3 separate regions of the Homo sapiens genome follow, and all the other regions are linked to region 3. Evidence: chromatin loops called from intact Hi-C (ENCODE). Cell type or tissue: PC-3. All regions are shown on one strand.

What was found. Peaks named below come from ENCODE experiments on the same cell type or tissue, not always from the same donor. Only the 100,000 strongest peaks of a DNase experiment are listed, where the experiment ranks them.
Region 1: a loop joins it to region 3, with 4 times the contacts of the local background. A loop is called at or near these places in 2 of 110 quality-filtered maps.
Region 2: it touches region 3 in a loop (4-fold over the local background); 2 of 110 quality-filtered maps call a loop at or near these places.

The regions. Positions count from the first base shown.
Region 1 is chr1:117,283,264-117,285,763 of GRCh38, reverse strand. No RefSeq gene overlaps it. Among named protein-coding and RNA genes, the nearest start is that of LINC01525, 11 kb to the left of the region's middle. In PC-3, a CTCF peak has its summit at 975 (motif pointing right); a DNase peak (open chromatin) is centred at 983.
Region 2 is chr1:117,810,987-117,813,486 of GRCh38, reverse strand. No RefSeq gene overlaps it. Among named protein-coding and RNA genes, the nearest start is that of GDAP2, 120 kb to the left of the region's middle. In PC-3, no CTCF peak of the experiment used is centred here; no DNase peak of the experiment used is centred here.
Region 3 is chr1:117,757,611-117,760,110 of GRCh38, reverse strand. No RefSeq gene overlaps it. Among named protein-coding and RNA genes, the nearest start is that of TENT5C, 150 kb to the right of the region's middle. In PC-3, a CTCF peak has its summit at 1,077 (motif pointing right); DNase peaks (open chromatin) are centred at 1,080, 1,520 and 2,230; H3K4me3 peaks cover 1,018 bases; H3K27ac peaks cover 1,039 bases.

The DNA of each region.
Region 1 (2,500 bases), 470 kb after region 3:
ACCTCAGGTGATCCACCCACCTCGGCCTCCCAAAGTGCTGGGATTACAGGTGTGAGCCACCACACCTGGCTTAAACTAAAAAAAAAACCTGCTTATCGAATATGTCAAAATGCAGGCTTTTTGTGATGGACAGCTCCTCTCAGCTAAACAGTGGTGTATCCTGGATTCCCACCAATACATGGTAAAATTATATTTCTTCACTGGGTTTTGAGACTATATAGCTCTCTAAGTCTCAGTCATCTTATCTACAAAATGGAGGGATTGGTCTGCAAAGGACCTTTAGGGCCTTTAGGGTCCTTTTCCCAACTCTAAGCTTTGTGGTTTAAAAAAACTTGAGGCTGATATCAACTCAAGAGGTACTAATGGTCATTTGCTTTGCGGACCTGCTGTTGGCTTAGGTGAGATGACACTTGCCATTTCAAAATGTGAAGATCTTTCTTTTTTAAGTTCACCTTTTCAATGTCTAGTGTCACATTTCCCCCAGAATATTCTACAGAATGGAATGCTAATCCTTGGAATTCTCTCCAATCAAGGAGTCATCGATCAAAAATTATATACCATATCCCCCTGGGAGATTAACAATTCACGTTATAAATTTAAAGGCCCTGAGCAATTTTTTAGTAAAGAAACCTGTGTAACTTATTTTACCCTAAGATTTTCCAAATACATTTAACCAAAGAACCCTTTCTACAAAAACACACAGTGATATCACATGTAGAACTGCTGGCTCAACATCTTCCCTCTGGTTCTGTACAGTAGAATAGATGTTATGACTGCCTTAGTGTGAGCATATTTAATAGGTAATAATGTTATATTTAATTACCCTATTTCCTGGGTGTAGCTTTTTGTGAATTGAAAAGTGATCACTAGGAGATTATTATTTGGTTCTATACTAGGTAGCATCATATATTAATTCTTCCCCTGAGCTCTAAATGGCTATAAAGATTCCCTTCAATTGACCAGAAGAGGGAAGCAGAGGACCTGAGATGGCATCTGAAGTCCCAGTAAGTGACTTGGGAACAAAGGAACACATGTAAGAAGATAAGGCAGCATCAGTTCAGGAGCTTGTCTTGGAAAGATCATCTCCCAAGCAGACTGAACCATTCACATTTCAACCACATCATCTTCAGAATGCGAAGGCCCATTATTGGAAGCCATCACCTCATACCATTATGCATTTCCTAGAGCTTCCATAGCAAACAGGTCTCCTTAAAGTCGGGGAGTACCAGGAGATCATCAGGATGGGGCTGATGGAGACATCAGAAAACAGTGAAGCAAGGCCAGTAGACCTGGAGATTGCAGCAACAGTTCCCAAGAGCTGGGGCTTCCTCACAGCTGTGTGTGTTTGCATCTTCTGGTCCCAAGAGCAGCCACTGCTCAGGTAGGCTCATAGCAGATTATTCACCTGCCAAGCCATTAGCCAGACATGATTTTAGAATGGCAGGCCCATTATCACCCATGTTATTTGAATTGGAAGACATGGTATTTGGGGTTGGGGGTAGTATTGGGCTTGGGCTCAAGGTTCTGAACACCCAAATCCTGCCTTGCCAGAGCTTTGCCCTTGTCCATGAGTGCCACAAGGGAGACATCATGCTCAGAGGACAGGGCCAGGCAAATGCATGCATTTTATAAGAATGTTTTGGCTTCAAATACTACCCTAGGCCATTGCGAAGCTAGGGATAACCACTGAAAGATTCTTTTTGTCTAATCTAAAGGCAAAATTAATGCTAAAACTAGGCCCTGGCTAGGTGTCTTGGCTCATGGCTGTAATCTTAGTGTTTGGGGAGGCTAAGTGGGAGGATCACTTGAGGCCAGGATTTCGAGACCAGCCTGGGAAACATAGCAAGACCCTTAAAATAATAATAATAATAATAATAATAATAATAATAATAATAATAATAATAAAATGTCCAAGTGACCGTCTTGGTACTTTCCCCCTAAGTTTATACCTCTTTCTCAGGCTTTGTTATTTTAACTTTGTGACAGCAAGAAAAGATGAATCCAAGGAAAACCATGCCAACGAAAGGAGAGAGAAATGAGCCTCTCTTTAAAATCTGGAGCATAGGTGGTATAAGTGTGCTTTTCGCACACCAGAGGTACAAAAGAGAAATTCCCAGGACATGAACACCCAAAAAAAGAATGTGGCCAATAAAATACCTTTGAACTTGACTCATCCTCATTACCCTTTTTATCACTCTCTTCCTTGGATGTATAGGTGGGAATTAATGGGGGAGAGTGGAGTGAGGTAAAGAGAATCGAGTGAAGACCGCAGAGGAGGCCATCCTCTCACTTGGCCTTCCTTCTCCTCCCACTGGCCTCCTCCTCTGCTCCTTTCTACCCTATGCCAACCTGTCAGAGCCCCTAAGCATAAACGTCAGAGTCACTGTGTTGAAATGTCAGTATCCATGCTATATTCTTTTGCACTTTGTTTCCCATCTCTTGGTGGTTCTGTAAGAATGAGAGAGGAGTTTTGGTGTTACTTGGTGGTATCACCCATCTT
Region 2 (2,500 bases), 53 kb before region 3:
TCCCTTTTCTTACCATGCATTTTAACTTTCCTTTCCCCCTTCCCCTCACTACCCTGATCAGTCCCTCCTCTCTGCTCCCTGCAGCAGAGTGGCCTTGACAGCAGCAGTCAGGGTATGGCTGTTGACCTGCTGCTGACCTACTGCCTTCCAGGCCAACCATCCTCAACACAGTTCACCAGAGGAGCCCAGAACACTCTGGTAACCTGCTGTAATATGGAAGTACCTTCCAGTAAAGAGAGCCTTTTGTTGATCTAACTCAAGGGTCAGCAAACTATGGCCCAGTAAACTTTTACTGAAACACAGTCACATCCATTCATTTACATAGTGTCTATGGCTGCTTTTCTGCTACAAGCCCGAGTTGAGTAGCTGTGATAGAAACCTCATGGCCTGCAAAAAGCATAAAATATTCACTCTCCAGCTATTTACAGAAAAAGTTTTTTGGCTGTCACCCAGACCAGGCTGCCATGGTTCTGGTATGCAGAAGTGGTTCTTGGGTGTTTTCTTCAGAAGTTTCTTGAACCTTTGAAAGACAATTGTGGGGGCCATACAAAGGAGAGAAGAGTAACAAAAGGAGACATGACTGCTATCTTGCACCCACAAAGCAGATCAGTCACCCCCATAGTGAAGAGTGTATTCCTGCTTCAGGAGAGAGAGCAAGGGGTGGAGCACTTATCTGCTGGTTGAAGCAGGGCAATACTTCCCTATACAAAATCCCTTTAATTTTCTCACCACTCAGCTCAGCGAGGGCTTCTTGGTGGTACAGGAACAGAAACAAAAGTGTAATGGAAGCTGACCAGGAATCCATTAATACAAATCTCTGTAGCTTTTCTCTAAAGGGGAACATATTGGTAAAATGCAAGTTTCCTGCAGCCCTTTGCTGATCAAACCCAGGATAGAGTTCATGGCTTCCACTCGCTCTGCATCCTTTTCATCTAACAATAAAACTACTTGAGTCATGAGTAGTCAACCCCTCCACCCACAAATAATTGGCCATGTAATGTTAGGATAATTTTAATTTGAGGATTAATTAATTAATTTGAGGATCATTAATTAATAATAATATTATTAATCATAATAATAAGGATGCAATATCCACTATTACTAGTCTGTCATATATTGAGACATCATATATTACCTACACTTCCAAGAATTATGTGTTTTACCTCATGTATGGCGATTTGACAGACTCAAAATAGTGCCAGATTCTGCCCATTTCTTCTTTACTTCAAACCCGTGCCCCCCCACTACCACCACCACCCTGACTATCCCCATGGTTGGTTGGACGTTGCCCCGTACCTGGCAACAGAACACAGATTAACTGGGGCTCCTATTGGTCTTGCTCTGGAAACATCTCTGAGGCGCGGTAGTACTCAGATGTCTCAAGGGTCCCCTCCCAGTGCTCTGTGGAGGCCAGATCATAACTTAAAACATGTTCTTCATCATCATTGCTCTGGAAGTTGCCTCTGAACTACTACAGTACTCTGCGATTCATTCTAATATCATGATGGTCTCTAAGCCATCGTGGGGCTCCAGTCTCTTTCTCGTCCTTGACCTGGATGAAAACTGTTGGTCTTGGAGTCCCAGGGAGAAAGCTTACTGCTCCTCTTTGATGACATACTATCTTTAGAACATGTCTGCTACTATTGCTGATGCTCCTCAGATAATCCTAGGATGCCATTCATTTATTCAATTATTCAAAGAGCATGTTGAGCAGCTCCTATGTGGACAGAGTGAACAAGAAAGTGTCTTGACTTTAGAGGAGGCTTCAGGCTAGGTAGGAGAGAGACAAAAATAACACATAACATAGTCATAGAGCCCAGGGTGCTGTGGGAACTTGGATTTGGAAGTGATGGTTTAGGAAAGCTTCCTGGAGAAGTAACATCAAGATGAATTTTAAAAGACAAGTAGGAGCCAGGAAAAAAGATCTAGGACAGGGAAGGAGTTGTAGGCAGAGGAGCTACATATACACTGGGCTAGAGGCTTAAGAGAGAGTTATGGGGGTTGGAAGAAAGTATGTCTCTGTCTTTTTTGACTTGTGGCACATGCAGATGTACCTATGGTGCCCAAGACTTCAGGCCCTACCAGAAGCCTAGCAGCACAGGTGATAGCTGCCCTCCATGAGAACTCGGACTCTGCCTGGGAAGGTACATTCCTGGTGTTGCTTCACGGTGGAATCATTCTTTTCTCTTCCTAATGCTCCTGACATGGGCTATGGGTCCACCTAACCCTGGCCTGACTTGACCTTCTATTAGCTGAGAGATATTTGTCTATATCGTGCTAACGTTTAAGGTTATGTCCTTAAGGTAAAAAAACAAGCCTCAAAATTCCTATCTGTCACCTTTCTAGATGCTCTGTGGCCTCTCAGCAAATTAGACCACCATCTCACTGTATGGAACGGCAATGATCCAGTTCCTCCAGCACCATGTCTGGATCCTTGGTAATGTTCACTAGACTCTACTGGGCCCTACACTATTCTTACATAATTATGATTAACAACTGG
Region 3 (2,500 bases):
GAAGATACCTACCTGATGGGACCTGAATGGGATGCCTGGTGCTCATTCAGGGCATTATTTTCCCTCCCAGGCTGATGGGATGCTAAGACCAAAGATTAGGCTCAGTTTTATAGTCCTCCTCGGCCAAAAGTTGTGTTGTTCAATATATAGATTTTTCTGCCACCTCCTTTACTATCTGGTTCCTCGTTTTGTTTTTTCTACTGTGTCAATTCTATTATCCTTATTATTCCTATGATTTTTATTGTAAAGTCTTTATAATCCAACCAGGATGGTTGATTGAAAGGACAGGTTGAAACCACAGTGGATTTTGTAACACCAGATGGGCTTCTGAAACATGTTGCATGCAAATTGTCATCTTGAGCAGAGAATCATATTTAAATATGATTCAAATAGGACTAGGTCTGGTATGGTCCAGCTTTTTTTTTTTTTTTTTTTTTTAACCTTCAGCAACTGACAGGTGTTTTCAGAAACTTCTAGTCCTGTCCCTGGGACCCTGCTATTATTCTTTGACTGTGGCCATGGGACTCCCCCACCCCCAGCCATTCCTCAGAAAAAAAGATGGCTGAGAGCCCCTCCCCTCTCCTGTCGACATGGTGGCAACCTAATGCCTGAAGCGATGGTCTCTATCCAGTCCCAGAACATCATTAGCCCCCTTTTCTCATTGCTGAGATAGGTTTGAAGGCTGGACTGGTGAGAGTGAGGTGGGGAAAACAATATATATCTTCTTTTCTCTCTAGCTCATCCACTTACTCCCACATTCCTTCTCTCTTAAAGTGTCCCTACCCCTCTGAAGCCTGGGAAGAGGATTTGAAGTGCGCTCCAGAGTAGTCATCTATCGACTTGACCTTCAGCCTCAACCTGCCAGAGCGAGTGTGGACGGGGGCAAACCGGCCCATACCAGACCTGGTCCTGGGATCACAAGAGCTAGGTTCTGTTCCAGCCCCAGCCTCACAAACTGTGTGCTACCGGAGAAGTCACTTATCCACTGTGTGTGCTCACTGTTTGCTTAACCCTCAAATCAGTGGGAAGACAAATGACTCCAGGCTGTCCAGGGAAATGTGGGAATTGAGAGTGGCCACTAGGTGGCAGTACTCAGAAAGACACGGTGCGGGAGCCCCTGACAGACATGAGGGCTCTGAAGCGCTTTAGCCTCAGAGACAGATGCCCAGGTTCAGCCTGAGGAGAAAGCCGCGACTTCCCTCGCCCAGTAAACGCATTTACCCTTCCGCGCCCCCTGCTGCAGCCGTGGGAATCGGTGCACGCCCCTCCTCCTCCCTCTCCGGCTGACCGTAGGCATCCTTTAAGACCCTGGTGAAGCTCTCCCTGACAAAGCCTCTCTCCCCACTTCTCAGGGCGAATCCTTGTCACCTCTGTCTCCCCGCCGTCCTTAATCCACACCTTGATCAGGACACCACTCTAGAGAGCTATCATTCCCCTGTCTGTCTCCCTGTGAAGTTCTGGAGAGCAGACATCAAGTTTCCTTCACCTCTGTCTCCCCAGTGCCCGACATGGGACTGGCACAGTGCCTGCTGCTATGTATTTGTCTTCCGGATGAATGAGTTCATGAATAGAGCTTGAGAAGATCAAATTAACCCCTTTGCAATGACTTTCGATCTCCTTTTTTTTTTGGTAACTCAGTATTGAGTTATGCTTTTCTTGATTTTGATCAGCAAATATTACTTTGGTGGGGTTTTAAGCATCTCTTAGCTGTGAGTCTCTTGGTTCAAACAAAAACCTATGACAACCTAAATATATAAAATGAATAAAAGTAGAGCTACTTGATTTGAAGCTGGGTGGGAAGGCCTGGAGTCTATACTGCTCCTACCTCCATCCCCTGGTTGGTTAGGGAAGCCCCCCCTTAGAATCTGAGGGCTCTGTAAACAAGTTTTTTAAGCACCACCTTGGTTGTCGTATCAGTTCTTCTTCTATTTATCTCCAGTTTCCAGAAAAGCTAAATGCCTGGGGAAGGACTGAGTTTCTTGAGGGCAGGAGCTGTGTTTCCTATCACAAGGCAGCCAGGGGGACAGTGCATTCAAAGGGTGTTTGACTCGCTAATGAAGTTGAGTTGAATTATAATAATAGGGTTCAAAGACGAATATTGCTTTAGAAGTTGGAAAGAAGTGGCCTTTCCTGGCTTTCCCCCAAAGGAGACATGGGAAGGTGACTAAGGAGCTGGCTGGCTTGACCATCACCTCTGAAGGACTCCTGAGTTAAGTCGTTGTAATCTCTGAATCAGAGGGGCCTAGGAGTGGCCAAGTGGTCAACAGCTCTTGCTTCAGAACTGGATGATTCAATCCATGCTGTAGCTTCAATTTATCTGTGTGCTCCACTGGGTTAGTGTAAGGCAATGCAAATACTGAAAGCTCCAATAAATCACTGTTATATTGAAAAATCTTAGTTAGAAGGTGCTACTGGATTGAGCTAGGCTGATCAAGGAAGTCTTCCTCTAGCATTTGTGATGGAGAGCTCACTCCTGTGAGGGGCAGCATGGGCCATTGCC